3 separate regions of the Mus musculus genome follow, and all the other regions are linked to region 1. A link is a loop called in an ENCODE intact Hi-C map of the cell type or tissue named here. Cell type or tissue: heart. All regions are shown on one strand. Each heading gives the region's core, and the rest is flanking DNA. Links, peaks and the distances in the headings are about the cores only.

The links. Hi-C counts contacts between places; a loop is a spot of excess contacts. Peaks named below come from ENCODE experiments on the same cell type or tissue, not always from the same donor. Only the 100,000 strongest peaks of a DNase experiment are listed, where the experiment ranks them.
Region 2: it touches region 1 in a loop (8-fold over the local background); 33 of 42 quality-filtered maps call a loop at or near these places.
Region 3: a loop joins it to region 1, with 7 times the contacts of the local background. A loop is called at or near these places in 33 of 42 quality-filtered maps.

The regions. Positions count from the first base shown.
Region 1 is chr4:149,800,513-149,810,521 of GRCm38, reverse strand. Gm42354 (a long non-coding RNA gene) reads right to left here. Exons shown (of 3, transcript XR_881588.1): 3 at 7,993-8,791. Among named protein-coding and RNA genes, the nearest start is that of Gm42354, 15 kb to the right of the region's middle. In heart, for the core only: a CTCF peak has its summit at 3,646 (motif pointing left); DNase peaks (open chromatin) are centred at 1,771 and 3,621; H3K27me3 peaks cover 2,722 bases.
Region 2 is chr4:149,954,062-149,964,070 of GRCm38, reverse strand. It overlaps Spsb1 (splA/ryanodine receptor domain and SOCS box containing 1), which reads left to right and starts at 9,065. Exons shown (of 3, transcript NM_029035.2): 1 at 9,065-9,218. In heart, for the core only: CTCF peaks have their summits at 7,834 and 8,771; DNase peaks (open chromatin) are centred at 5,280 and 7,770; H3K4me3 peaks cover 693 bases; H3K27me3 peaks cover 1,673 bases.
Region 3 is chr4:150,094,842-150,104,850 of GRCm38, reverse strand. Gpr157 (G protein-coupled receptor 157) reads right to left here. Exons shown (of 4, transcript NM_177366.3): 2 at 5,880-6,093; 3 at 3,074-3,271; 4 at 1-2,639. The coding sequence ends at 2,442. Among named protein-coding and RNA genes, the nearest start is that of Gpr157, 12 kb to the right of the region's middle. In heart, for the core only: no CTCF peak of the experiment used is centred there; DNase peaks (open chromatin) are centred at 2,101 and 5,800; H3K27me3 peaks cover 3,832 bases.

The DNA of each region.
Region 1 (10,009 bases), core at 512-8,511:
AGCATCCTCCTGCTGCATGTCACCATGTTCCTCCAGCATCCTCCTGCTGCCTGCCACCATGTTCCTCCAGCATCCTCCTGCTGCTTGTGGCCATGTTCCTCCTGCTCCCTGCCACCATGTTCCTCCAGCATCCTCCTGCTGCATGCCACCATTTTCCTGCTGCCTGCTGCCATGTTCCTCCTGCTGCCTGCCGCCATGTTCCTCCAGCATCCTCCTGCTGCCTGTGGCCATGTTCCTCCAGCATCCTCCTGCTGCTTGTGGCCATGTTCCTCCTGCTACCTGCCACCATGTTCCTCCAGCATCCTCCTGCTGCATGCCACCATGTTCCTCCAGCATCCTCCTGCTGCCTGCGGCCATGTTTCTCCAGCATCCTCCTGCTGCATGTCACCATGTTCCTCCAGCATCCTCCTGCTGCATGCCACCATGTTCCTCCAGCATCCTCCTGCTGCCTGCCACCATGTTCCTCCAGCATCCTCCTGCTGCCTGCCACCATGTTTCTTCAGCATCCTCCTGCTGCCTGTGGCCATGTTTCTCCCGCACACTGGACTCACACCTCTGTAATCTCGAATAACCCTTTCTTCTGTAAATTGCCCTGGCCTTGGTGTGTTACCACAGCAGCAGAAAGTAAATAATATAAGTAGCATATACCTGTGGTCCCAGCACTCTGGATGCTGAGGCAGAAGGATGAAGAACTCATAGCAAGAATTATCCAAAAGAGAAAGGGAAGGGCCAGCCAGGTGGCTCCTTGGATAAAGGCATTTGCAGCCAAGCTCGATGACTTGAATTCCATCCCTAGAACCCGCATAAGGACGTTCTCCCACAATTGCCCTCTGACCTCCCCAAGCACGGTGGTGCATGCATACACAATTAGAATTCGATAATTTGGAAAAACATGGTGCACGCCTTTAATCCCGGCACTTGGGAGGCAAAGGCAGGCAGATTTCTTAGTTCGAGGCCAGCCTGGTCTACAGAATGAATTCCAGGACAACCAGGGCTACACAGAGAAACCCTATCTGGAAAAACCAAAAATAAGGAAAAAATGGGGAGAAAGGAAGGGGAAAAGAGGACGCAAGAACGGAGGGAAGGCAGGTAGCAAGGAACAAAAGAGTAAGTTAGGAAAGGGGGAGGGATGGGAGGATGGAGGGAAGGAATGGAGGGGGAAGAGGAGCCTAGAAGAACTGGTCAAATGCCTGTCAGTTGACTAAAGCCTTTAGTCACCCCTAGCTGGCCGTGCTGAACGCACCTCTGACCAGTGTCACCAGGCTAGAGTCCATGTATAACCTGGAGGGCCAGGCTGCAAAACCAACCAGTGCTTCCAAAAAAGCTTGAGAAGGAGGCAGTGTGTCTGGGATGAGCAGAGATGGGAGGGATGTTAGCCCCTTAGCATCTCCACAGCCCTCCTGGGGCCACTGCTCTCCTAAGCAGGCTCTGTGCCCAGAAGTCCTATCACTTCCTCTCCTAACACCTGCCAGCTCAGCTCCCCCACGCTCCCCACCCCCACCCCAGCCCCACGGCTCCTCTAAATCAATCCAGAGGCCAAGTCCTCTCATCTCGCCTCATCAGTGGGCCCTCCAGCCTCTCCATCATTTTTATTGCCTTTTCCTGGCAAAACTCCCTCCAAAATTATCAGCAAACTCCACGTGGGAAGGCCTAAGAGAAAATCCCCCTGGTAAGGACTGTCTTCTCCTCTCCCAGAGCGCTTTTCTCAACTCTAACGTTCCTCCTCAGCTGATTACAGGCGCGACTTGGGCCAGATGGGAGGACCCATGATTCCGTGATTCCCTTGGGCTTCTGCATGTCTGAGCCTGCATCCTCTCTCTCTCTTCCCCTCCTCTCAACCTGCAGCCTCCCCCCCCCCCAATCACCCTCAGCATCGCTGTGTTCCTGCACCAAGCACCTTCACCCTAGATAGCCAAGCCAGGGATCCTGAACCACGGGGCCCACCTGCTTGCTCACCAGCATCCTAGGACTCCCGTAAATGTCTGCGGATCATGCTCCACCCAGCCAGAGCGCTTTAGCACACGATCTCGTTTCATCCAGAAGGACATTCAGGGCTCCATTATAGGGAGGTAGGCACAGGTTCTGGCGGATTAAGTAACAGCAGGCCTCGATCAGCGGGGCAGGAAGTAACAAGACTGCAGACCAAGGTCTCACCTTTCCCAGGGAACCCGAAATCAATCCCTCGGTGCTGTACCGGGGCAGCACGAAGTGTGTAGTGGGGATGGGACTCTAACTACTGCTGACTCAGCAGGTAGCAACCCTGAGCTCCCAGTCGCTGGTCCAAGCTGGGTTAATTACACTTTACGGAAAGTATTCCCTGGTCTCCTTCCCATCTGACACCCTGGTTCTTACTGATTTGGGTTACAAATCTGATTCTACCTCTGGCCAAGAGAGGTTTTCTTCTTCTGGGTAGAGCTTTGCATTGCATTAACCCTTTAAAATTAGCAAGTCAAGGGCCAGCAACACGGCCCTTGGGTCTTTCTGCCAAGCCTGAGGCTCTGAGTTCAATCTCTGAGACATTTAAGGTCAAAGGAGAGAACTGACTCCTGCAAGTTGCCCTCTGACCTCCACATACGTGTCCACACGAGCGCACACAGGAAGGAAGGAGAAGTGTTGTTAAAGTTACACATCTCGGCAGGCCGGTGAAATGATCAGGGTCAAGGCCCTTGCGGCCAAGCCTGACATCCAGAGTTCAATCCCCAGGACCGACTTGGTGAAAGAAGAGAACTGACTCAAAGTCGTCCTAACGTCCTGTGGCACACTCACACACACATTTGTACAGACACACATAACATGTAAAGATATAAATGTCTCAAAGTCATTAAAATTAAACAGGTCAAGCAAAAACATGTGCAAATATTATAACGGCACTATAACTGTAAGTGATAAACAACTTAATATCCACTAATGAATGAGTGAGTACAGACCACACATACTTAGGGCATTATTCATCCTGAAAAGAGCTAATGCTCTGACACCTAACACACGGGTGAGCCTTTGAAGTCTATCTCGGAGAGGAGGAAGGCAGAAGCTGAGAGTCCCCCAATGTGTAGCCCACGGCTATGAAATGCTGAAATGCACAGGGTACACAGACCCACAGAGACAGAAGAAGGCACAGTGGTTTCTGGGGGCTGAGAAGGAAGATTCCCTAGAGGCGGGACTTCTGGGTCAGAGGTAACTCTACTCAAGTCTTTGAAGCATCCAAATCCACGGAAAACCTAGCATGGAAGGATGCAGCTGACATCCTCGAATCCCCATGTGGAGATGGCAAGAAGAGATGGCTCAGTTCCAGGAGGCTAGCACACGGGCCAGCTAACTCGCTTACACAGCGGGAACAACACAGACCCTGTCTACACAATGCATTCACGCACGCGTGCGCACACACACACACACACACACACGCACTAAAGTGTACATTTTCAATAGGTGGATTATGTGATATGTGAGTTATACCTCAACAAAAGTGTTCTCCCTCTCGCTCTTCCTTCCCCCTCCCACATGGAAACCAAAGGTTCTCAAAGTGACACTCAGAGTCAACCGCGTTTCTCAGCTCATGGCCTTGGCCCTGACTTTGCAAGCTTTTGAGCAAACGGGCCTATCCTATATGGATTAGCATGGTCTCGGGCGCCCCCTGGTGGGCAACAAGCATTTACTCCATTGCCAGATGCGGGTGCTGGTTGCCTGTGGTTGACTGAATTGCCCCTCAGTCATCTAAGCCTCTTTGAACACCAAGAACGCTAGTCCTGCCTACTACATAACATTTAAAGGTTTTTAAATTTCTGGTATATTTTTTAAAACAACTAAAATAAATTTAAAACACACACACACAACTCTAGTCTCTTTTCACCCTGATCTCTGCCATCTCCCACAACAGCGTCATCTTAAAGCTGACTCCAGAAAGCATTCTAGGCCCACTGTAACTATTTAATCACAAAAGATCAGGAAACCAAGAGACTCTTGCTGCTCTGTGAGAGGACTTAGGTTCAGTTCCCTGGGCCCACAAAATGGTGCTCGGTCACCTCTGACGCCAATTCCAGTGGGAACTGCTGGCCTCGGATCAGATGGCAACTACACTTATGCTCGTACATACACATACACACACAAGCATACACACACTACACACAAAGACACACACTACACACACACATACACACACAAGCATACACACACTACACACAGAGACACACACTACACACACACATACACACAAACACACACATAGCAACTGCATTCATTCACACACACACACACACACACACACACACACACACACACACACACACAATATAAAGAAACCTTGATACTGCCATACTTATTACTGACATTAGAGCCGGAGTCCAATACTGATACCACTGGACGGCCTCACCAGTGATAAAAATATTAGCTATTTTTTAATCTGTCTGCATCAGAATCTCCTGGTCTTTAGGGTCTCTGTCCACCTTTACTCTCTCACTTGGAACCTGTTGTTAGGATGAGAACTGTGTCTATTCTAACCCAACCTTTGTCCTCGTGAACAATGGAGCAAGCTGACTGTTTCACGGTTAAAGCCAGGGGGGTTCAATGGTCCCCAGATCTCTGTTTCTGTTACTTTTATCATTTAAAAATATTTTTTTCCAAGCAGGGCCACATGCAGCCCAGGCTAGCCTCAAATTGTCCATGTAGCCAAGGGTGACCTTGAACTTCTGACCCTATCCTCCATTTTCTGGGAGTGTAGGCTTGTACTACCATGTCTGGCTTTATGTGATCCCAGGGATGGAACTCAGGTCTCTTTACATCCTAGACAAGCCCTCCCACACCGAGATACAGTCTCCTAAGAATGGTTTTTAAAAACAGATATTGGGAGCTGGAGCAATGGCTCCGTGCTTAAGAGCCCTTGTTGTTCTTGCAGAGGACCTGGGTTGAGTTCCCAGCACCCACACAGTGGCTCACAACCACCTGTAACTCCAGTTTCAGGGGACCCAACACTGTCTTCTGGCCTCCAAGAGCAGTGGATAAATGTGGTACCCTTATATGCATGCAGGCAAAGCATTCATAACATAAAATTAAAATAAATCTTAAGTCTAAAATAAAAAACAGAAACCACACAGGTGCTGTCATAGAGAAGTTACAAGCTCCACATCTTCTTTCAAATGATGTCAACCTGACACTTGTATCTAGAGAACTCTGGGGTTTCTGGGCAGCTAAGGACTCTGTTGCTGACATATGCCTTTAACCCCAGCACTCGGGAAACAGAAACAGGAGGATCTCTGAGTTCGGGGCCAGCCTGGTCTACAGAGTGAGTTCCAGGACAGCCAGGGCTACACAGAGAAACCCTGTCTCGAAAAACAAACAAACAAACAGGGCTCTATTTTTGGACGCTTCTGGTGAGACAAAGGGGAGAAAATGGGGCAAGAAGGGGAGCCCTTCTCTGTCTCTCTCCTTCTTGCTCCCTAACTTGACCTAAGTCCTAGGAGCCCATGACCCCTTCTCACTTAACTGTCTCTCTGCCCTGATTTCAATGCTCTGGAATATTCTCTTACCCCCAACCCTTGATCACCTACCCTGTACCCTGTTTCTGGTCACACCTCGATTTCCAAGGAGACACCAATATTCTTAAATCTACACATGACCACCTCTGGATGGGTTTCTCAGTTGAGGTGTGGTCCACTCTGCTGATGTTGGTTATAGGCAGATAAAGGCATGTTCCTTTAGACTATCCCCCACATATGTCCATCAGTCTTATCCTGTGATGTGAGAGGGAAGGAGAAAGCTGAGAGAAATGCAGCCAGGGCCCTGGGGACACAGAAAAAAGCTTCCCAGACCGATGCAGTCCGGCCCTAAGTACCTCCATGGCTACCTTTCCTCTGCAGCCACCTAAGGACACAGTGGCGCCAGAAGGAGCCTCAGGGACCCATTTAGTCCTCGCTCAGTGCATGTACTGGCCTCTGGGGGCAGCTCGTGTTACCTCTGTGTTTTCAGGAAGCAGAGATAGGGGAATGGGTTTATAGTGATTCAATTTAATGAGGATCCCAGTCAGCAAGGAGTGGGCCATGCACCTTAGGTCTCAACTGCCCTGTCCAGGGGACAGAGACCACCTGTCCTTGCTTCTCAGCCACTGTCAGTCCTCTTGATTGTCCCTGTGGTGGTTTAAATAGGAATGGCTCCAATGGTCTCATGTGTTAGAATGCTTGGTTCACGGGTGTGACACTATTAGGAGATATGGCCTTGTTGGAGTCAGTGTGGACTTATTAAGGAAGTGTGTCACTCTGGGGACAGGATTAGAGATCTTCTATGCTCAAGCTATGCCTAGTGTGGCTCACAGTTTCCTTTTACTGAGGAGATGTAGAATGCTATGCTCCCTTCCCCAAGGAAAACATACAGACCTCAGGCTGCCAGACTCCAGGGCATAGGAGGACTACCATTGGCCATACATTTCCCTGTGGTATAACAGGTACCCCTTATTCTTTCCCCCCACATTCTTGGAGTAGTATATTTTCATCCCCCCAATCCTCTCTGGTCCCCTTGATACCCAGGCATCAGAAACAGCTTGGCTTTGTGACTCCCCACTCCCTTCCCCGAGCCTTCCTCTGACAGCCCAGCTACATGAATCCTCCTTCCTCCGAGATCTGTAGAAAGACGGGATCCCCACATGCCTCGTGGGCCAGAACTTTCCTCAGAGACTGTGCCAGGCTGTGTCATCTGTCTGTCTGCCCATGGAATTAGTGACCTAATAGACGGTCCACCTCAGTGTCCCCCTTGAATCCCAACCCCCAACTTTTCAGTAGTGAAGAACTAGGGTTTGGCCGGTTAGCTGACTGGTTTTGTTTGGACTTTGGGACTTTTGTTGGTTGTTCACTTGGGTTTTGGTTTTGAGACAGAGCGTGCCTATATAGCCCAGGCTGGCCTCGAACTTTTGATCCTTTGCACAGCCTCTTAGGTGCTGGGATTGCAGGCAAGCACCACCACACCAGGCTTTTCTGTTCTTTATAGACTACTTTTTCGAGGCAGTTTTAGGTTCGCAGCAGAGAGCTGAACCCTCCGGAGAAACTGCACACTTCCAGCCCCAGCACCCCACAGCCATCTGCCATGGCCACAATCTACACTGACAACATCAGTTATCTACCGAAGTCCAGAGTGCTTTGGGGCTGGCTTTTGATGTCTGTGATGAACAGTTATTTTCATCAACTTGACCCAAGCTAGGATCACCTGGGAAAGGAAACATCAATAGAGAAAATGTCTCCATCTGACCAGCCTGTAGATGAATCTGTAGAACATTTTCTTGATTGATGATTGATATGTAATGGCCCATCTCACTGTGGGTGGTGTTGCCTTTGGTCATGGTGTTTATCACAACAACAGTCAAACCAGACAAGCAGCAGGTGCTCCTGACGGCTAAGCCAGCTCCCCAGTTCCCGTCTGTAGATTTCCCTATGTGGATCTTGCACAGATCTGTATCTTAATATTTCATTTTTGAAGTTCTAATACAATTGGTAATAGTTTTAAGCTTTTTATTACATTTGTGCATAATTGGCGGGGGGAGGGGCGGTGTGTGTGCTATAGCGCACATGCGCCCATCAGAGGATAACTTGCAAGAGTCAGTTCTCTCTTTCCACCGTGTGGGTCCTGGGAATCAGATTCAGGTCACAGCCTGTCTTAGTCAGGGTTTCTACTCCTGCACAAAACATGGAGACCAAGAAGCAAGTTGGGGAGGCAAGGGTTTATTCAGCTTACACTTCCACATTGCTGTTCATCACCAAAGGAAGTCAGGACTGGAACTCAAGCAGGTCAGAAAGCAGGAGCTGATGCAGAGTCCATGGAGGGATGTTCCTTACTGGCTTGCTTCTTCTGCCTTGCTCAGCTTGCTTTCTTATAGAACCCAGGACTAACAGCCCAGGGATGGCACCACCCACAATGGGCCCTCTCCGCTTGATCACTAATTGAGAAACTGCCTTACAGCTGGATCGCATTTCCTCAGGGAGGCTCCTTTCTCTGTGCTAACTCCAGCTTGTGTCAAGTTGACACACAAAACCAGTACACAGTCTTAGCTGCAAGTGCTTTTACCCAGTGAACCATGTCGCTGACCTAGTAGTAATATGCTTTTGTTGAGGGCTCTTGGTGCCGCTTCTAGGAATTTGGCATTTGTCACTGGGCTCGAACAAGGAAGTCGGCTCAGCTAAGCATGTCAGAAACGGTGACCACGGGGCTTTGTTTACTGCTTTGCTGAATTAATGCCTTGTGTGATCTCTTTGCTGACCACTTAATCACTATCCCGTGTGATCTCTTTATTCACTACTTGGCTTGATTGCTTTGTCTTTGATCTAAGAGCTGACCATGGTTTTTGGATGTATCTAGGCTATTTCAGCCTCAGTGCAGACTGGAGTCATGCTATAATTTTGTCTAATTGTTTTTCTTCTTTTCCAATCCTCACTCCCTTGCTTTAGACCCTGTTGACTGACTGAGCTGTCTTGGCCATGCTTTTAATTTCAAATCCCACTTGTCTGATACATGCATTAGGAAGGTAATGACTTTATCTACGCGTGCTTGCAGGGAGCCAAGCCAATCCAAGACTTCCTTGGAAGCCCGCATGACAAGACAAGGGGAGCATCTCTTCCTTGGCCTTACCAGGAACGGATTTGGTGAGGCCTGCAACCTGCTGCAGCCAATGCCTCAGGGGAGTCAAGGTTGTCATGGTTTCTGGGGTCTGGACTCTTCCCCCTGGGAGGTAGTTATCCGTCCTTGGGCAGCTGTGTCTGAGGCATCCTGTGTTCTCTTTGCCAAGACTGTCTGACCTGTAGCTTGGCCGTTCTCCCCCCTGTAAGTAGTATATAAGATGTTATACTTAATCCTCCTGACCCCAGGTATTGCCTTTGTGTCTTCTCTGCTTCTTAACCTGATCCTCACACACAGCACCTCATTCGGGACCCTTATTTCTGCCGGTTTCAGGTCAAATGTTTGTCTTATAACCTTTCTATGCTCACTGTATTCAGTTTTTTGCTAGTTATAGGAACTGGAGGAGGAGGAGGATGAGGAAGAGGAAGAGGAAGAGGAGGAGGAGGAAGAGGAGGAGGAGGAAGAGGAGGAGGGGGAGGGAGGGGGAGGGGGGAGGAAGAGGAGGAAGAAGAGGAGGGGGGGAATCTTTTATGCTATTCCCTTTCTTGTCTTATTGCATTGGTTGAAACTTCCCGTACGGTGTCAGACAGTAGTGATGAGCTGGCCTTGTGCCTGCTGTCTGCAGGAGAGCCACCAGCTTCTCGTCTTCCACTCTGGGATCGGCCATGCTCTGTGGATTTTTATTATGATGTTGAAGTTCCTTTCCATCTCTTAGTTGCTGAGCATTTTACCCCATGTAGTTTGTGTTTTTGCCACATGGTGTTTTGGTTTGGGTTTTCTGTCTGTTTGTTCTTTGTTTTTGTTTTTTTTTTTTATTTGTGGTTTGGTTTTTGGTTTTTTATTATTGTTTTGTTTTGTCTTTTTCTTTCTTCAGTCTCTTCAAACAGTGAATTTTATTAATTGGCTTTCTAATACTGAGCCAGCCTTACATGCCTAGTAAACTCCCTCTTAGTTGTGGTGCTGGGTCCCTTTGCTGACACTCCTAGCCTATAATGACTTTCTAGCCTTGGGCTGAGCCTGTGACTGGAAGGATCGCCTTTTTCCCTCCACAGGCCTGTTTTCATTATTTCATTAAAGCCTAAGCCACAATGCACTGCTCTGCTGTACCTGGGCCTTGTCCCTGACTCTGCCAGCTTGAACCAGCTTGAACCAGGGCAGGTCTAATCTTCCTACTGAATCCATACCCCATACACTGTGCAATCTGGGTGCATTCCGGGCTCCATAGCAGAGCCCCCACCTCCACCCACACCCACACCTCCACCCACACACAGCCTCCTCAGAGCTTCTTATTGTTTTGTTTTTGTTTTATGAATACACACTAGCTCTCTTCAGACACACCAGAAGAGGGCATCAGATACCATTACAGATGGTTGTAGCTGGGATTTGAACTCAGGACCTCTGGAGCTCTTAACCGCTGAGC
Region 2 (10,009 bases), core at 821-8,820, 150 kb before region 1:
ATCAGGGGCCCCTGGCAGTTGGGAGCCCTCCTTAATTCTGAGCCTCAACGATGCCTTTATTTCTTTATTGGATCCAACTCCGTGGTCAGTGTTTAGTGGGAAGAACAGAAAGAGGTCCACGCAGGGCTGGTGGCACCTATGGCAGAGCACACAGTGGACCTACTAGTCTCTGAAAGATGCCCAGGTGACCGTGAGAAGGCCACCTCTGGGGACGGGGGTTGCTGATTTGCACTATAATCAGGACAATGCAGGCTGTTGCCAACTGAGTGTTTGTGTCCTTAGAGCTAGGTGATGATCCCTCTAAAAGAGGCCTGAGAGACTTTCTCCACCCTTCCACCGTGTGGGGACACAGTGACGAGAGGTTACATGTAGGAGGTTATAGCAGTCTAACAAACAGTCTATGTTAGCTGTTTTTGTCACCTTGACATAAGCCAAGAAAGTCACCCAGGAAGAGGGAACCCCAACTGAGAAAATGCCTCTGTAAGATTAGCCTATCAGTCAGTCTATAGGGACATTTTGTTGATTAATGATAGATACGGGAAAGCTCAGTCCACCGTGGGCGGTGTCACCCCTAGGCAGGTGGTTCCAGACTGTATAAGAAAGCAAGCTGAGCAAGCCATGGAGAGCAAGCCACGAAGAGACATTCCTTCATGGTATCTGCTTCAGTTCCTGCCTTGAGTTCCTGCTCTGGCTTCCCTCAGTGGTAGAGTTCAAGCCAAATAAACCCTTTCTTTCTACGTTGCTTTTGTTCAAGGTGCTCAGCACAGCAATAGAAAGCAAACTGAGACACAGGCCTTCCCCAGACATGAAGCTTTGGACTTTACCCAGTCCCCCCAGCTTCCAGAACTGAGAAAGAAATCCCTACGGTGGTTTGTTATAGAAACGAACTATTTAAGTTCTTTATTTGTTTATTTTAGTCTGTAGTCCCTGTGATCAGACACAGGGCCCTGTGCTTGTGCCACCGGGCTATCTTTCCAATCACAAATCCGTTTTTATATGAGAAAGACACAAGTAAAATAACACACTCTTTCCCCAGTCCCTTCCTGCCCCGCCCCTCCAAACCCCAGTTGTTACTGGGGGGGGGGGGCTGGGGGAGGGGCGGACTACTAGAATTCTTTTTTTTTTCATTGTTCTGTGGTTTACTCTCACATTTTCCAATAGTCTTCCTCCATTACCCCTTCATAATGCTTATTTTATTTTTTAAATTGTGTGTTCCGTTTATTTAAATTTAAATAATTAAATTTTAATTAAAAATAAAAAGGTGTAAATTAAGTTTATATTTTTTTTAAAATTTAGTTTTAATTATTCTTTTAAAGATTTATTTATTTATTTATTTATTTATTTATTTATTTATTTATTATATATAAGTACACTGTAGCTGTCCTCAGACACTCCAGAAGAGAGCATCAGACTTTGTTACAGATGGTTGTGAGCCACCATGTGGTTGCTGGGATTTGAACTCAGGACCTTCGGAAGAACAGTCGGCACTCTTAACCACTGAGCCATCTCACCAGCTCCCTTAATTTTTTAATTAAAGAGTAAAGTGTCTGAGGCAGACAGGAGAAGGCATCAGATATTTCGGGGTTGGAATTACGGGTGGTGGGAAGCATGCTGGGAGCTGAACTCCCTGCTCTGTAAGAACAGGGATACTCTTAACTGCCGAGGCATTTCTCCAGCCCCGTATTTTCACTTTTGATGTCACCTAAACGTGTGCTCTCTCACATAGAGACCCGGTGCGATGCGATGCTTTTAACAGCTGGAACGGGGAACATCCTCCCTCCTCGGGAAGGATCTTTATTTTGGGAAGTCCGGGAATCTTTGGGACTGTGGTCCGACCAGCAGAAGTGGGTTGCTGCTTGGGAGCCTTGAAGGTGGGATCTGCTTCTGCTTCTTGTCCCTCCAAGATGGCCTCCATCTCACACTTTTTTTTTTCTTTTTTTTCTCGAGACAGGTTTTCTCTGGGTAGCCTTGGCTGTCCTGGAACTCATTTTGTAGACCAGGCTGGCCTTGAACTCAGAAATCTGCCTGCCTCTGCCTCCTGAGTGCTAGGATTAAAGGCATGCGCCATCACTGCCCGACTTATTTATTTATTTATTTATTTATTTATTTTCCCATCTCACACTCTTGCCAGCCAGGGACTGCCCTGTTTCTGAAAGATCCTGGCAGAATGTAAAAGGACACAGAAGCCCTGAAATTGGCAAGATAGACGTCAGTGTTAGCAGAACTAGCTTCACTGATTTAAAAAAATAGAGGTGCACAATGCTCTGGCCACTCCTTGAACCTATGTGTCTGCCAATGTTCTGACCAGGTGTGTGCCCATTGCTGCACCTTCATTAGACTCTTTCCTTGTACCCCTCCCATACCCATTTCTTGAGAATAGACATTGTTTAGATCTGGAAATCCCCTACTCTCCCCCTTCTCCTTTCCCCCCTGAGGGCCTATAAAAACTGGGAACTCTTTCCCCTCGAGGTCGACTCCTCTATCCCTGCGTGGGATATGAGTCGTCCCTAGAGCTCTGGCTTTCCCCGAATAAAGCCTCATGTGGTTTGCAACAAGCTCGGTCTGTCGTGAGTTCTTGGGTGTCCGCTATTGTCCTGAAGCCTGAGCGAGGGGCTCCTCTCGGAGTCTTTCATTTCTACCACCATACCTTCCCCGCCTGTGAGCGGCTGAAACTGTGAGCTCAAACCAACCTTTCCACGAACAGTTTGCTGCTGTGGGGTATTCTCATCACAGTGGTAAGGAAGGTTTCCAATATGAGTCCTGACTCTGGAGCCAGGTTGCATGGGTTCGAGTCCAAGCTGTAATTTAGTAGCCACACAAGGCACTGATTTTCACAGGCCACCAGCCCTGTGTGTTGTGTTTGCTCTGTCTACACCTGAAGGCTTGAGTGAGGATTAAGGAGATAAGGTTTTCTTTTGTTTTGTATGAGACAGTCTCACTTAGCCGAGGCTGGCCTTGAACTGCTAATCCTCCTGCCTCAGACTCCTAAGTGCTGGGATTGCCAGACTGCTACGCTTGGCACTTTAGACAAGGTTTTTCTTTTAAAAGTTCATTTATTGTAGCAGAACTGGGGACTCATCCCAAGGCTCTACGCATGCCACAGCCCAGAAGACACCTCAGGAAGCCAGGCGTGGAACAGGTCACGTTGGCTGCGCTTTGGGACTCTGTTTTTCCAATCTTCACCGCGCTATCCCTTTATTTGACTCAGCTTATTCCATCCAAATGGAGGTCCTCATGTATTCGTCCGACACTATTTGAGGAGAGTGGGGACTGAGATTATTAAGGAAATCCTCGCTGTTGTCTTGTTTCGCCTACTGGAGCATCTTTTTCCTCTGTCCTTGTGACTTCTTTTTGCTCCTGAAGGGAGCAGACCAGAGACTTAAAGGGCACACAAGCTATGGGTTCTCCTTCCAGGGTTTCTGCCGCCCTTTTAGCCCAGGTCCCAGTTTGCTCATCTATGAGTCAGGCTCGGACAGCCCTGGAACCCAAGGCCAGAAGAACCAGCTCATCTCCAGCTGCCCGGCTAGTGTGTGTGGGGATAAATAATTGCTCTTTAATGCCTCTTTGGGGTAGTTTGTTCCACAGCAGTGACTGGGAGATGCCGTGTGTCAAGGATCCAGGTGAGCCTTGGGCATCAATAGGAATGCAACGTAGCCCTTCATATAAGTCTGGTGAGATTAGGATGACCCAAAGATTCAGACCATCGGTGGCGAGATTGCCTCTCATGGGGGCTGTGAGGGAGGGCCAGGTGGGAGAATGTGTAATGGGGGGGGGGTGATCAAGCCGAGAAGGGCAGCTGGGAGCTGGGAGCCAGAGCAGGGGTAGGATGGGGGCAGGGAAGCTTCTGGAGAGAGGTCTGCGGCACAGCGGAGGAGGAGGAAGCAGGGGCGTGAGAAGGTAAGGCAGGGAGGAAGACTGCCTAAGGTTTATTGGACATCCTCAAAAAACGTCTATATTAGCCCCTCCCCCTACGCACACTGCCTAAGGCTTATTGGGCATCCTCAAAACGTCTATATTAGCCCCTCCCCCTACGCACACTGCCTAAGGCTTATTGGGCATCCTCAAAAGGTCTGTTAGCCCCCCCACCCCCCACTGCCCAGGGCTTATTGGACATCCTCAAAACAAAAACGTCTATATTAGCCCCTCCCCCTACGCACACTGCCCAAGGCTTAAGAGGGAACAAAAAACTTTTAAGAGCTGGAGAACCGGGAGGAGTGTGGTGGAATGCTGTCTTCTTGACATGCATGGCTGCCCTGCCTATGACCTCACTGCCGCGGTGGTTCCTGCACAAGCCCTGTATAAGAGTAAGCCAACCAATGTGATCAGTCCACACTGTAGCGGGTAGCACCAACTGAACTCAGCTGGTTAAAAAATAATAGAAAGAAAAGAAAAAAAAAAAAAAGAGCTCAATACATGTCCATTAAGATCCTCAGATTTTAATTAAAAAAATATCAAGAGACCAGAGGAAGAAATACTCTCAGCAAGTATTTGTTTACACTGTTTAAATAAAGATTTATTGTTCCAGTAAAGGCGTCCATCCCATGGGGAAAATACCCTGAAGGACTGGCAAACATTACTAGTGACAATCTGACAGAGGCACAGCATCCCAGCCGACTGGCTATTATTTTCGTGGAAGAATTATCAGAAAATATTGCAGTAGGAGCTGGAGAGGTAAACTTAGTGCCTAAGAGCACCGGCTGCTCTCTCAGAAGATATGGGTTCAACTCTCAGCACCCACACGACAGACAGCTCACAACCGTTCATAACTCCCAGTTCCAGGGGATCTGGCACCAACTTCTGGCCTCTACCAGTACCAGGCACTCACACAGTACGCTTGTGGACTCGTAGGCAAAACATTCATTGATATAAAATAAAAATAAGTATATCCTTATAAACAAACAAACAACAAAAACCATTGCAATAATGGTTATCGGAAGATCCCCTCTCCCCCTATCCCCATCTCTTGGGAATCTCAAAAAGCCCAAGCTGGTCTTGAACTCACTTTATAAAGGATCATAACATTGAACTTCTGACCTTCTTGCCTCTACCTCCCGAGTGCTGAGTTTACAGGTACATGCCAGCAAGGCCAGGTTTATGTGATGCTAGCTAAGAAGTCTAACAACTAGCTGCATGCCACAGAATGTCCATCTCTCTGTTAACATCTTCTCAGAGTCTTAAGAGCTCCTTTCAAGCCTGGGTACCACCCAAATCCTGGCATAAAGTTCCGGAGCCTTTTCTCTGAATGTTTGATATCGCTATACTGCAATCCCACATATGGCCAGCAGGTGTCACTGTTCAACAACGTGATCCTGCATCAGCACAGGCACAAAGGACAAATGGAGCCTAGTTTGTTTTACCTTGTGAGAGAGATCTGTCTTCTGTTATGGGTAAGGGATGGCCTACATGTACTAATATGCCCGTGTTTGTTCTCTCGGTCTTGGTAGCACTTGCAACACTTTTGTGTCATGGATTGGTCTCACAAATCCTTGGGAATCTTTAAGCTCCTCAACCCCCCTTTTTATTTCATGTTTGTTAAATAAGTGCACACATGTATGAGAACATGTCTCTACAAGCCCTGGGAAACACGTAGAGCAGTTCTATGGGTAACAAAACCAAATCGGCTGGGTAAAGTGAACCCCGCAACCATCCGAGTTAAAATTCCAAACACTCGGCATAATCTCATTTACATACTCCTACTTCTCAGATCATGGGGGAGAGGCGTGGACTGGAGATTCCCGAGAAGCTCCTATAACCGGCCTCGCAGAAATGAAAATATTCCAAAGAGACACTTTTATTTTTCAATTTGACTGTCAGACTATTGAAATAATGGACCCCAAAGAAATGGGAATTTCCCCAGGAATCTCATGCTGGCAGGAGAAAGGACTCTGGCTAGAGGGGGAACTTGTCTCCCAGAAAGATTTCACATAGTTCTAAGAACTCAGACCTCCCTATGGGATGCGGCTGAAGCCCAAGCCATGATGGGCCAGCGGGACCATATTTTGACCGTAACTGCCTAGATACGCGTATTCTTGGTCCCTACCTCACGTCACAACCCCACAGATGAACTTGTGGCATTTATGAGATCTCTCCAGTGTGACCACACCAGATATATCTTCTTTTTCTGCTGCTTTCCACTTTTAATTTGGCTACCTTAGTAGGCTTCTTTTTTTTTTTTTTTTTTTTTTTTTTTTTTTTTTTTTTTAGTTTTTTTGAGATAGGTTTTCTCTGTGTAGCCCTGGCTGTCCTGGAACTCATTCTGTAGACCAGGCTGGCCTCGAACTCAGAAATCCGCCTGCCTCTGCCTCCCAAGTGCTGGGATTAACTTAGTAGGCTTCTTGAGGATAGGTGACCCAACCTGATTTGAACTCATGTTGTAACCCCACATTCGACAACATGCCCAGGCCAGCTAGCCTGGTGTATGCAGCAGTGAGCACTAAAGCCGAGTCTGAGATGCAGCGGATGGCGAGGACCAGTGCCTGAGGTTGTCATGACCTCTGTAGGCACGCTGCTGTATCCACATGTACATTGCATATACTGACATGCACACAAAATTAACTTCAAACAAATCGAGTCTCTGCAGGTTAAGTATCTTGGTCAAGGACACCCAGTGGGTGAACAAAGGTTCTTGGGTTTACGCTAGGCTGGTCTTAATGCAAGGGGCCTCAGAGAAGACAAGGGCCCTGTACCCTTTAAAGAATGGCAGGGTTCTTCCCTGCGGGCCCCAACTATCCAAGACACCTCTAGCTAGACCTCAAACTAACATCAGAGAGAGCAATTCTGTGAGGGCTTGTTCCCTAATCATCCATCCTTATCATTTTCTGAAGGTTAGAGAAGTGAGTGAGCAAATCATATCAACAGAACCCATGATGTACAAGATGTGGGAGTGGGGTCTCGGGGCAGCGTGAACAGAACTGGGAGTCCAGAGCCTCCTCCTCCCCTGGGGCCTGATTTGACTCAGGCTTAAGCAATCATCAGCCGACCTTTCGATCGTATTTATCAGCTGGTGTATCAGCTATTGCGAGCTAATGACTTTTCAACAAACAATAGGATCACGCCCCTTCCCCTCACATTCCGGCTTTGAGGACTCTTTCACAGTGCTCTGACTCACCGAAGTCACTGCTGTATGACTAACGGAGATTTACTAGCCCACCTTCCCGGTGTCCCAGGGATAAGAACGATGACTGTCAGGTAAGCTTAGATATTCAGACCATCAGTATCCATTTACCCAACAGGGTCAGAACTCAGGAGTGCTGATAGAGAAATATTCAAGCCTTTTGAGAGCTGTCTTTCTTGGGGTCAAAGCTAAGAGGACCCAAATGGACAGCTGCCATTCTTTTTTTTTTAATTAATTAATTAATTTATTATATATAAGTACACTGTAGGTTTCTTTAGACACACCAGAAGAGGGTATCAGATCCCATTACAGATGGTTGTGAGCCACCATGTGGTTGCTAGGACTTGAACTCAGGACCTTTGGAAGAGCAGTCAGTGCTCTTAACCACTGAGCCATCTCTCCAGCCCCCCCGACAGCTGCCATTCTAACCATTTGAAACAGCTTCCATCTGTTCTGGAAGCTTTCCCCCAGGCAAAAGACAAGTCTTAGAAGAGAGTACATAGTCCCAGGTGTAGTGCTGCAGTACCTGCCCTGTGAGGTGACCGACCACACCTGATAAGGGACACGTACTTCTCGCTCAACATATGGAACATGCTCTCTTTCCAAGCTATATGGGTCAGTGGCTGCCGTGCTCACAGGGAATGCTTCAAATTCCCAGACTTTGAAGAGTCCAACAGGAGGGAGTCACCCCCCTGAGTCACCGGCAAGGCTGCCTGCTCGAAGAGCCAATAGCGCCCCGGAGAGGCCGCTTTCCCCACGCAGACCCACCTTGTCCATAGCAGTCTGGAAGCTTCTGTGTTTTCAAACAAAATTGGCAACAGTGAGGTGGTTGGAATCTACACAGTAGCCTCCGGCCCTTCGGGTCTTTACAGTGAGTGATTAAATAACTTCAGCGGCCACAGTATTTATAGCAACTTCTCTAGCATCCCTCCCCACGTATGGGTGAGGAGTGGGAAGATCTTAAGGGGATATCGCGAAGATGGGAGTGAAAATTCCCTCAGTCACCTGTGACTACTCTCTTCTGTAATGACGGGAAAGGAAAATCCCTTTCAGACTAGAGCTTCTAACGGTGTACTTTTAATGTGAAGTCCCTGTCGCTTGTGCCATCCTAAACTCATTGTCTAGGTACTGTGGACGCCTATGCGACCAGGACCTCGGGGTCTTGAAGTTCTGAGTTGCCTGTCTGTCTCCATGAGCGCGGAAACAGTAAGTATAGAGCAGCCGGATTACACATGGACTCATAGACAGTTCCTTTGCACGACAGCATTACAGAACCTTAACCCGGAGTTTCAAACGAGTTAAGCAAGATCTTGCTCCTGTGATTACTGCTATAACCTCACCCTGCCAAACATTTTTTCCCTAAAGAATGAACCTCAGCTCCTCAATACAGTGCTGGACACCACCGCAGCCCCCGCGCAGGTTTTCTGTTATTATGATCCTGGCCTTAGGTCCAGCCTTTCCTAAAAACTTCTCCAGAGGAATCAAAGCTCTTGCTGCAGAGGCCAAGGCAGAGCGATGTATGTCTGAGCCTACAGCCCTTCTGCAAGAAGGTGGTATCGGGGGCTACAGAGTTCGCAAAGCCCCAAGCCTGCCCTGCCTCAGAGCCCTGCGCGCTCCGGGCTCTCGGGCGACCAGCGCCGCTCAACGCTAGGAAACCCAGCGCTGGGTCGGAAAGTAGAGGGGCGTGGCAGGAGAAGGGGCGTGGTGTAGGGCGGGGCTAAGCGGGAAAGTGCGGAGGGGAGGGCTGTGAGGAGCGCCAGGCAGAAGGGAGGGTTGCGATAAAAAGGGCGTGACCTGAGGCGGGGCGTGGTGAAGGAGCGTGACATGGGGCGTGGCAGGGCAAATGGAGGCGGGGTGGAGCGTACAAGCCCCGCCCACGGCGCGTCCTTCTTTTTTCTCCGCCCTCCCACCTTAGAGCTGTCGGTGGCTTTTTCTTCTCAGCGCAGGAGTCGCGCTCGAGCGGCCCGCGCGCTTGCTGCAGGAACCAGCTCCAGGCGCTGGCGCCGGGGCCACGGGGAGGAAGCGACTTCGCTCTCTGCAGCGGGCGCGGCCCTGGGCACCGCGAGCCTCCGGAGCTCCAAGAGCTGCGGCCTCTCTGTGCGCGGTAGGCGGCATGGGACACCGAAGACCGGTTGGGTGGGCGCGCGTTCGGGCTCTGGGATCCGGGGATGGGGGAGACACGGGGACCACCACGCTGAGAGAACTGAGAGGGTGGGCGCGGGGCAGAGCGTGGGCATAGGGTGGGCACCCGGCGTGGAGCCATGATCGATCTTGGGTCCCCGGAGAGGGGCCGGGCGCCGCCCAGTGCGCTGCCGCTTCTGCTGCGGAGGCTCTGGGGTCCCACCTGCGGGGGCGGCATTGGGTGGGGACCTCAGTGGAGCGGGGACAGTCGCTCCCTAAGATGAGCCTAGGCTGCAAACCGAGAAAGAGGCCTGGGGCTCTCCTTAGTCCCAGGGCGCCTTAGGGTTCTGATTGTTGAGGGGGACTCCCATCGCCAAAGTCGAGGGGACCCCTTCTGCCCCATGCATCGCGACCCTGCTGAGTTAAGTTAGTTTCGCTTTTCCCGCCAGTCCGGGCTCTGATTTGTAGCGGCCCTAGTCCCCCTTCCCGATCCGGCCCCCGTAGCGCCTCTCTCTGGGAGACTGCCTGGTGACACTGCGCGCGGCGCCAGCCACCCCGGAGCCGCCGATGCTTCTCCGGGCAACCGAGGTTATGTCAGGAAATCGATGGAAACAGAGAAACAAGAGCAGCCTGAATCGGATGGTAGAGCAGAGGATGAGTTGTCCCGCGCCTGACGAGTGTGCGAGGACTTGCTAATCTCCAAGTTTAAGGATGTGCCATGGCAAAGACTGAATGTTCACAAATGGTGCCTGTGAAGATGTTTGCCAGCCAGGA
Region 3 (10,009 bases), core at 827-8,826, 290 kb before region 1:
AAAAATTCATAAAGTGCTTAAGAAGGGTGTGGGGGCTGTAGCACCCATTAAGGCTGAGGTCACATTTGGGTGACAGAGGAACACGGACAGACAGATATTAATGACACTTCCTAGTAGAGATAGGAACCCACGAGGCTGAGCAAAGCAAAGGGGAGCTGGTCCTCACCGGTGCTAAGGCCCCTCCTGGCCCCAAGGATTCTTCTATTCCTCTTCAGCTCTGAACCCTGGCTGCCTAGAAGACCCACTTGGCCACCGGCTGAGCTAAGGTTGATGTCTGTGAGCACGTAGGGCTAGAGGTCAGGCACCGGGCCTCGGGTCACCACCAGCCACCTTCGGTGACAGGGCAGCATGGGAAACAGATGGAAAGAGCCAAGTGTAGACTTTGTAGGGGGTTTTACGGACAGCAATCCTGGCCAGTGGCATCAGAGAAAACTTGGGTAAGCCCCAGGCTCCAGGAGCAGGGCTTTCGGATGCCCCCTGCCTGCCTTTCCTTGAACAAAGCCCCAAACAGCCAGGGTTTCACACTGCTCTGTCCAGCTGGGTTTATCCAACATCATTTCCTCCGTAGTATTTGGTGGTTTATTTTCTCCCCTCCAGGAGACAAATTCCTAGAATTTCTGTTCCATTTTAGAAGCCAGGAGATCCATTACCGCTGCGCTACACGCTGACAGTGCACACATTGGCTGTAATATCTTCACAGGATCTCAGGACACCCTACACAGACTGGTTTTGTAAGCAGACAGAGTACCAAGCCAAGGAGCTTTCTTAGACTCCCAAAAGGGAACCCACCTCTTGTAGAGTTTCCTAAAGAAATGCTTTAGGAAGCCAGAAGAGGAGCATACAGACACAGCCCTCTGCGCGACTATTCCTTTCCTGATAGAGATGGGCGCTGATGCCCCGTGTGACTCTGCTTCCATCTTGAGCCAGGCTCTGAGCATCCTCTCGGTTTTGTGAGGGTATTGACAGAATCCAAGGGCGCTACCTCACCTTGACTGCAAGGTGGCGGGCACACTTCCCACACCGAGAGCCTGCACGTCGGCACACACTGCTTTCTGAAATGAGGGATGTGTGGGTGGAAGAGCCACTGAGCAGATCTCAGTTAAGCCCCGCTCTGGCCAGGCTTGCTAGCCAAAGGCGACAATTCTAGCTTCCTGGGAAGTTGAGGTAGGAAAATCTTAAGTTCAAGACCAGCCTGGTCGACTGAGAGTTGAAGGCCAGTCTAGGCAACTTAGTAAGATTATGTCTCAAAAAAAAGGGAGTGGGGAGGGGCATGGGATTGAACTCAGTGGCGGAGCACCTGCCTAACAGGCACAACACAACACAACATTTTTTTAAAAATGTAACTATCAGGAGGCAGAGGCAGGTGGATCTCTGTGAGTTGGAGGCCAGCCTGATCTACATAACAAGTTCCAGGCCAGCATGTCCACATGAGACCCTGTCTCAAAAAAACAAAATAAAATGTAATCATCTCAGAATCCTATTTCTATATCCCCCAGATAACTACAAAACACAAAGGCCTTTTAAGTATTTGGGGTGCTAGGACCAACCTGGAAACTACACGGAGCTACAGGCCAGCCCGAGGCTGACTCTTCAAACATTCACCTTCAGGGTGGAATCAGATCCATTCACTGGTCACCTTTCCTAAGCAAAGTGCAGAGCCAGACCCCCTCCCCCTGTATGAGTCACCGTGAGGAGAGGGCTCTGTGAGAACAGTAGGTGAACTGGTAATTGTCCATAGGGGCTGGAGCTGAGCTGCCTTCTGTCCTGGTACCTGGAGGGAACGAGGATGTTAAGTGATTGACTAATGGACAGGACTCTGGACTCTGGCCTGTGCTGAAATTCAGATGTAATAAACACTGAGGGGCGATGACCCACGCAGAGATTCCGTGAGATGCCCATGAGTGTGTGCCCGGGTGGTTTTCATCAATGATGGCAGTCTCCTGTGACTTCCGTGGACTTGGGACCTAGTTTAAGGATATTACCCTCAGCTGACCAGCACTGCTAATTACCCCCAGGGTCTCTAGGGATTCTCAACGCCCTGGCAAGCCCGGACTCCATACTGCGATGTCTGGGATCCAAGATGGTGTTCATTATTATTCAGTCAAGCCTGGGATGGGTCCACAGGTACGGATCCCTCCAACTGTAAACAACGTTGGTGGCCGGGGACACTGAGAACCAATGCCCTGGCGGTATCCCGCATAGCTGAGTCTCACGGTCTTTGTGCTTACACAAACAAACCCCACTGAACCAGGACATGAGTGTGCAAGGAACACACTGCCTGCCTGCAAGTCTGGGAGGTAGAAGAGTCCATACTGATGGCTGTCCCTCCACTGGGCTCCGATCTTCACTTTAGGCCAGGCTGACAGCATGCTTGGTCTCCTAATCCTGAAGCAGGAACCAGGAAGGCAGCGCCAGTACGGACAGGGAGGAAAGCCAACCGCTCAAGTGCTGGGCACTTCTGGGGTCCGTCTGGATTCCTGAGATTCTCCTATCTTGGGGGGCGTAGGAGCCCCCGGAGGGCTCTGGGTGGAGGGCCGAGGACAGCAGCAGCAAAGAGAAAAGAGCCTTGTGCGGACTGCCCGGGTACAGAGGACGAACATGATGCAGTTGGCCCCTCCCTGGAAGGTGTTTCCAATGCCCTGTAGGGGATGGGGAAGAGGCGTAAATACAAGGTTGCGGTGTCTTAGAAACGCAATCATGGGGAGTTGGTGGGCTCCTGTGAATCCCATGACTTTTCCTGTTCCTGCCTCTAAAATGTCGTGGGATGAGCTCAGACACGTGGCCTTAACCAGAGCTCTCAACAGGTCAAAACTGGCCACCCAGCCCACCTGCAGTTAGGCCTTCTGCGTTGAGAAGAACCCGGGATCAGACAGAGGACTGTGCTAGGGAGGGCTTCTCTAGGTTGCTGAGGACAAGTGGACACTCCAAGCCACGCCTGCTTTGGGACAGGAATGGGATGGTGAGCTACCCCGCTTCCCATCCTGGCTAACACATTGGGACCTGAGATGCGCCTGTAGGGAGGGGATCTGGCCGTGCCACCGTAGGGTAGCAGGGCCCACGGAAACAGACATACATGCAGAACAACCAGCACGGGTGTCTGTACAGCCGGGGAACCACAGAGCGTCAGGACAAAGCGCACGGTGCTCCAGACGCGGAGGCAGATGAATATGAGCGGAATGAGGACCAACTTCTTATCTGCCGTGGAAGTGGAGGAGCCTCGCTGCAGCTGGCGCCCCTCGCAGATGGGCCGGTACTCCGAGAGCGCCTGGTGCTGTGCGGAGAACAGGGAGCAAAGTCAGGAATGAGCCAGACGGGCCTCCTAGCAGACCACCTATGCGCGCGTCCAATGCCCACGCCAGCTGCGGAAGGCAAGAGGCAGACACTGCTGTCTTTTCCACTGGGACACTGGGGAGGATCGGAGCCTATCAGACCACAAGGATTCTCCCCAACCGCCAGCTCCTGGATCGCATTCCACATCTCCACAGAAGTGACTCAGAGGCGTCAGGGACCTCTGTGTAGGATGAACAAGCCATCTTAGCGCTCAGAACCCCTGCACATTCATCTCAGCCGAACCCACTTCATTTTTCCTGCCACCTGTGTGACTTGGGAACCATCTTTTAGTCCTCTTTCCCAGTCGAGCCTCACCAATAGGCCAGTCTATGGGTCCCACCTCCAAATCAGACCCAGAATCTGGATACTCGGACCCACCACCACCGAATGGGCCTGGCATAATCACATGTCTAACTCGTCTCTCTCCTTCCCATCCCAGGCCATCCCCAACACAGGCTGCAGGTTCTCAGGTGGTGTCAGGCAAGCTCGGCAAGCCCTCTGCTCAAAGCCCTCAGAAGCTCTGTTTCAGCCCTTCCTTACACGACCTTGTCAGGGCGAGCCTGCCTCAGTCTGACCTCCGTCCCATGCTCTCCCTTGCTCACACTTCCAGCCAGACTGCTTTCCTCCGACCCCAGGCCTCATCTGGTCCTTGTACCTGGGAAAGCATCCCCAGTTTCCCACAGTTAAGTCTTTAGTCAGTGTCACATCCAGGATGAAGCTCACAGCCAGCCATTCCCCCTGACCCCATCCTAGCCACCGGCTGCTGTCTGCTTCCCAGGGTTCTTCCAACCTCCATCCTCTGAGGTCATCCACCTTTGTTTCTCAGCTTATCCCTGCCCCTCCACAATGCAGGATCCCCAGAGTGCAGGCTTGCCCACAGAAGGGGCAGAGGGAAGGATGGAGCCAGTCTAGGCTCTTGTATTCCTTGGGAATGGTTGTCATCGCAAGAAAAACGTTCAGTTTCAAATCACAATCAGATCTGCAAAACCAACTGAGGTGGCCAGCGAGAGGTGTCTGTTTGAGCCTGGTCTGGGACACTGAAGCCCTCGGAAGCCATATGCCTAGCATCCCTGAATGCCAACCTTCAACCCGACTCATTTTCAGCTCTCCTCCCTGTCTCCAGGCAGGAGATGATCTATGCTCCCACCTCCCTGCCCACTTCGTCTTCTTTTCTGAAAACTCTTGCCAAAGTGCAAGAGGAAACTGTCACATGCAGCGACCAGCCTGGCAAACTGAGGGCTCCTTGCCCTGCTCTAGAAAAGACAGAGGCACACATAAAAGGATGAAGCCTGGCAGAGCTGGGGGCGGGGCTTCATTCTCCAGGAGCAGCCCTCATCTTCCCAGTGGGAGGATGTATACGGGCATCCAGAAAGGCTCAGCCACTTGTCTGTGTGGGACACACTGTTGGCCCTGCCCTGCAGCCAGGACTCCAGTGGAGCCAGCAAGGACATGGCGCAGGTGAGGATCAGCTAAATGGAGAGCCAGGGTCTCAGAAGACACAGATGTAAATGCTGTACAGGGATGAGGTGTCCCAAGAACACAGATACCTACAAGAAGCATCTGTCAGTCAAAAGTGGCTGCTCAGGGCCAGACAGGATAGTCTTTAATCCCAGCACTGGAGAGGCAGAGGCAGGTGGATTCTGTGAGTTCAAGGTCAGCCAGGGCTACTGGGTCAATCTCAAGCACGGAAGGACAAAGCAACCCAGTAAGACACACCCTCCCAGGGTTTCTGCCTTGAAAACTCAGGGGATTAAAAACTTAAAGTTTCTCACTGCTTGAGAGGCAGCGGCAGGAGAAACAAGAGTTTAAGGTTGTCCTCAGCTGTGTGATGCCAGTCTGAGCCAGATCAGACTCTGTCTCCGGGCTAAGGGATATAGTACATCTGATGGAGCTCTCACCTAGCGTGCATGAATCCCTGGGTTCCAGCCCCAGCACTGCCGAACTGGTATGCTGGTACGTGCCTGTAATCCTAACAGGAAGGTGGAAGCAGGAGCAGAAATGTAAGGTCATCCTTGACAGGACTATATCATGAGTTCAAGGCCAGCCTGAGCTACATGTTACCCCATCTCAACAAAACAAGGCCCGTCTCAAAAAAAAAAGTACATAAATACACGTTAGGAAATGGGGCTCTCACTGGCTGGAGTCTGAACTCAGTGCACTTCTTTGGAAGCCATCACTGCTTTAGCTACTGATCAGTTTATAGGCTCCCATCCTTCATAGGACAAGCCTCCTTTTCGGGATATCCCCGTGGATTTGTGGTCTCCATAATTCTGATCGCCGAGGGTAACTAGGTGCGTTATCTGTGGCCAACTCTACTTAGTAGCATCCTTGACCTTGATGTTAATTTCTTAATGTAATACCGAATCTTACCACAAGGGGGCAGTGCAGGACCATGTGCAAAATGTAGCTCTGCGGTCCAGCTACCTTTTATCTGTCTGAGCCAGCTCAGCCTGGAAGTCGGCCCAGGTACACAGTCCCTATGGCTTAGCGTTAGTTTGGGTCTTCAGAGATACAGCCTGTCCCCTAAGGGCCAGTGCAGTGGCACCTACCGCCCTGTTGATGTGCTTTCTGACCAAAAGGTACAGCAGAGGTAGCAAGATATAAGCCAGCATCTCCCACAGCTTCCCGGTCAGTAGCATCCACAGGACACGGTCCTCAGCCTCCAGGTTGATCCAGCACCAGCCCACAGACACATCCGAGGCATCATAGCCTATCTTCTTTAGAGAGACGGCTGCCACTGTGATGGCCAACGGGACACCCCAGCTGAAGAAGAATGAGAAGAGAGAGATGCCAAGGTTAGCCCATAACACCCTATAGTGTTAGCATGGGCAAAACTGACTGGGGTTCTCTCAGAAGAGGACAGTGCTCCCCAAACCAGCATCAGTGCTCCTACAAAACAAGGGAGGGCAGGAAGGGCATGGGAAAGCCTGCTCTAATTTAGAATGCCAGGACTTTAGGGCTGGGGATGTGGCTTGGTTAGAAGGGAGACAGATGGCCCTCTCTAGCACCACAGAAACTGAGCATGCTGGTAACTGCCTGTAGCTCAGCGCTTGAGAGGTGGAGACAGATAGACCACTGTGAGATCCAGGTCAACCTGGACTACACAGTGAGATGCTAGCCTGGGCTACAGAGTGAGACTCTCAAAACGCAGCTCAGTGGTCAAGATTACTGTCTGCTCTTCCAGGAGTCTAAGCACCACATGGTAACTCACAACCATCTGGGGCCGAGGGGATTTGCTGCCCACCCGTAGCGTACAATTCCCAATCCAGACCCTGGTTTCTCCCAACCCCAAGCTGCCCCAGGTTGCCAGGGGACTGAAGGAGGGTTGAAACCTCACACAAATGCTGGTATTTGCAGACTGGTACAAATGGGTAACTCCAGTTTCAGGCCATCCCCCTCTTCTGGCACAGGTGAGCAGACAGACACACAGGCAAAACACTCATACTGAAAAAGGAAATAATTTTAAAAGAAGGTGCGGCCAGATGGTTCCCGTTTCTACAAGCCCTGCATTGAGGGGTGTGGGCCCCGGTCTGCAAACATCAGCATGTACGCCAAGGCTTAAACACTCCAGTCAGTCTCAGCAACTAGGGGGAGCTTGGGGCTGAAGGATTTGGGAGAATCCAGGGTCTAGAATCCTAGGCTATGGGTAAATCCCCTTGGCCCTAAGGCCTCTTTTCTTATGTGGTGGAAGTGTAGCATGGTAAGGGTCAAAGAACACCAGGCTGGAGAGATGGCTCAGCGGTTAAGAGCACTAACTGCTCTTCCAGAGGTCCTGAGTTCAATTCCCAGCAACCACATGGTGGCTCACAACCATCTCTAATGGAATCCGATGCCTGCCATTTGGAGCACACCCCCACAGCAACACAACTGGAATTAGGCCCCAGTTCCAAGTCTCCTTCCCAGAATCCCTACCCAGTTTCCTTCCAGAACAGCTTCCCAGAGGGACACCTCTTATGGAGGTGACACATTGTTTGACAGCTCTGACTTTGATGCAATGGGCTGGGTCCAAATGACCACTCTGTTGCCACCTAGGCAAGTTGCTTAGCCAGGTCAGCATTCCCACAGGGTGGAGATAGCGACCGCACCATCTGAGGGAATCCAGTGAGCATTCACACAGATCACACAAGTCCAGGCAACCCCATGTGTGCCGACAGCTGTCAAGGCTGTGATTAAAGCCAAGGCAGGGCAGTGCATGCCTGTAATCCCAGTACTTTGAAGACAAGCACTCTGGAGGCCAACCTGGGCTACACGGCTGTAATGTTGTAATGTTACGGTGCTCATCAAAAGAGTGTAGATGGGTGTCTATAGTGTGTGCACATGTACACACACAGACACACACAGACACACATGAATCATACATGCCACAGATAGGACGATGTTCACATCCCTGAGTACATGAGCAATGTCTAGTCCTCCCCCAAAGTCCCCAACTGAGTTACTTAGCCTAAAAAGCTGCATCTATAAAGCCTTTCCTCCAGCCAATAGGAATGAGGACTTCCCCATAGCTATCTGGATGGATCCCTGTTCCGCCCCCCCCCCCCCCCGTCCTTTAGGCCCCTGGTTACTCTACCCCTCCCCCAAGGCCAGGTGCATGTAAGGCAGAGGTCCATACAACAGGTGGCTGGAAGTGGCTGGACACTCAGATGAGGGTCTTGTGACCTCTATGTCCTCCTGAGGGAATGTTATCAGTCAACAGGTCTGGCTGGGATAACCCTCCGTAAACAGGCTGAGAGGACAGTCACAACAGCCTACCCTAAATCAGAGGGCCAGACTGAATCCCTCAAGCTGCCCTCTGACCTCCGCATGTGTGCATGGACATCCAAGCCCTCCCTCACGAATAAATGCAATTTTAAAAAAGCACACACACGTATTTCTACACCAACAACTCCCTATGGCCACGCCCAGACAGCCAATGGGCTTTCCAGAGGTGCTTCGCTGAGCCCTGCTCTCCCCAGCCGGCCACGGTCAGGAATTGAGAGTGATTTCAACCACAAAAGGCAGCCTCACAACTTTCATTTTCTGAAACATCTAAGATGAAAGTGAGAGGCAGGCCCCTAACCCCAGCCCTGGGGAGGCTGAAGCAGGGGGATTGCCAGGAGTCTGAAGCCAGCCTGGGCTACACAGTGAGACCCTGTCTGAAGCAATTGAGAACACAGAGAACAAGACATACAGCCTCTAGCTTCCCCAGCAGTGACTAAGGGACCTCTTCGCTGGATGAAGGCACCGGTGTTCTGTGCTGCACGGTGGCCTCCTCGTTCTTTCTACTCTGTTCTTGTCAACTCCACGCTGAATGCTCAGCTTCCTGTCTGCCCGTTTCTGCCTCCATTCAGGGCTAACAACACCTTAGGCGTTATGTTTTAAAGATTTACTGGTTTCATGGATATGCGTGTTTTGCCTGCATGTATATACGCACACCACATGCAGGCCAGAGAGACTGTCAGGTCACCCAGGAGTGGTATCACTTACAGTTCAGGCAGCTGTGAGCCGCCACGTGGGTGCTAGGAACCAAACCCAGGTCCTCTGCAAGAGCAGCAGATGCTCTTAACTGCTGAGCCAAATCTGTCTCTATAAAATACCGTGCTCTTGGTTGCAGTCCCTGGCTGGGGAGCACAGGGGTCAGTGACGTATCCCTGGAAAGTCTACTGTCTGTATGGGCGTGGCCATAGGGAGCACTTGGTGTAGAAATATGTGTGTGCATGTGTGCTTTTTAAAATTACACTTATTTATTCGTGAGGGAGGGCTTGGATGTCCAAGCACACATGCGGAGGTCAGAGGGCAGCTCGTGGGATTCCATTCATCCTTCTAATTACTTTAGACTATTAAAGTTCTCTCCATCTCTTAAACTTTTTGAGACAGGGTCTCATGCAGACCCGGCTGATGACTGGACGGGGCCTCTCCTCTTTAAAGCTCTGGATCTGAAGCAGGAGGCTCAAGAATTAAGGTCTGTCTGTCTAACTGGAGGAGGGCTAGTACACCACACCCCAGCAGGTCTCTCACTTGGAAGGGCAGCAACATCGCCTCCACGAGTGCCTGGGTCCCTGGTTTGCGTTTACCTGGAACCTGAGGGCAGCTCTGCACTGGCTTCCTCCCTTCTGAGGCAGCTACGGACTAAACTCTACTCCATTCCAGATCTTTCTCTTGAAGCCCCAACTTTCAGAACCTGAGGCTAGGACTGTATGTGGAGACAAGGTTCTTCATGAGTTAACTGGATTCAAATGAGGCAGCTGCCAGCTCGGGTCCACATCTAAGAGCACTGAATTCTGTAGGAATAGATTTGACACCGACAAGCATCTGGGACATCCTTGTAAGCATCTGAGGAGACAGTGCCATCTATGAGGGAAGGACAGAGGACCCAGGAGAACCTTCTCACCCACACCTTGAATTTCCAGCTCCTGGGCCATGAGGGAAGAACTCCAAGCTGTTGGGCTGTTGGCGTACCAGGTTCTGGGAGGAGCCACTGCCCCAAGCTCTGGGAAGCATAGTCCCCAAGTCCCAGGGATGAACTAGAAGGGCCCAGAGAAGAGAAACTGGATACAATGACACTTGGCTTTCCCCAGTTAAGGCCTTAGGGGACCTCTCTACTCATTGTAGTTTGAAATTCCCAGGGACATGAAACTAGTTGTGCACAGCAAAGAGGCAAGCCACCCTCACACTAGGAATTCCTATGATGGTCACAGGC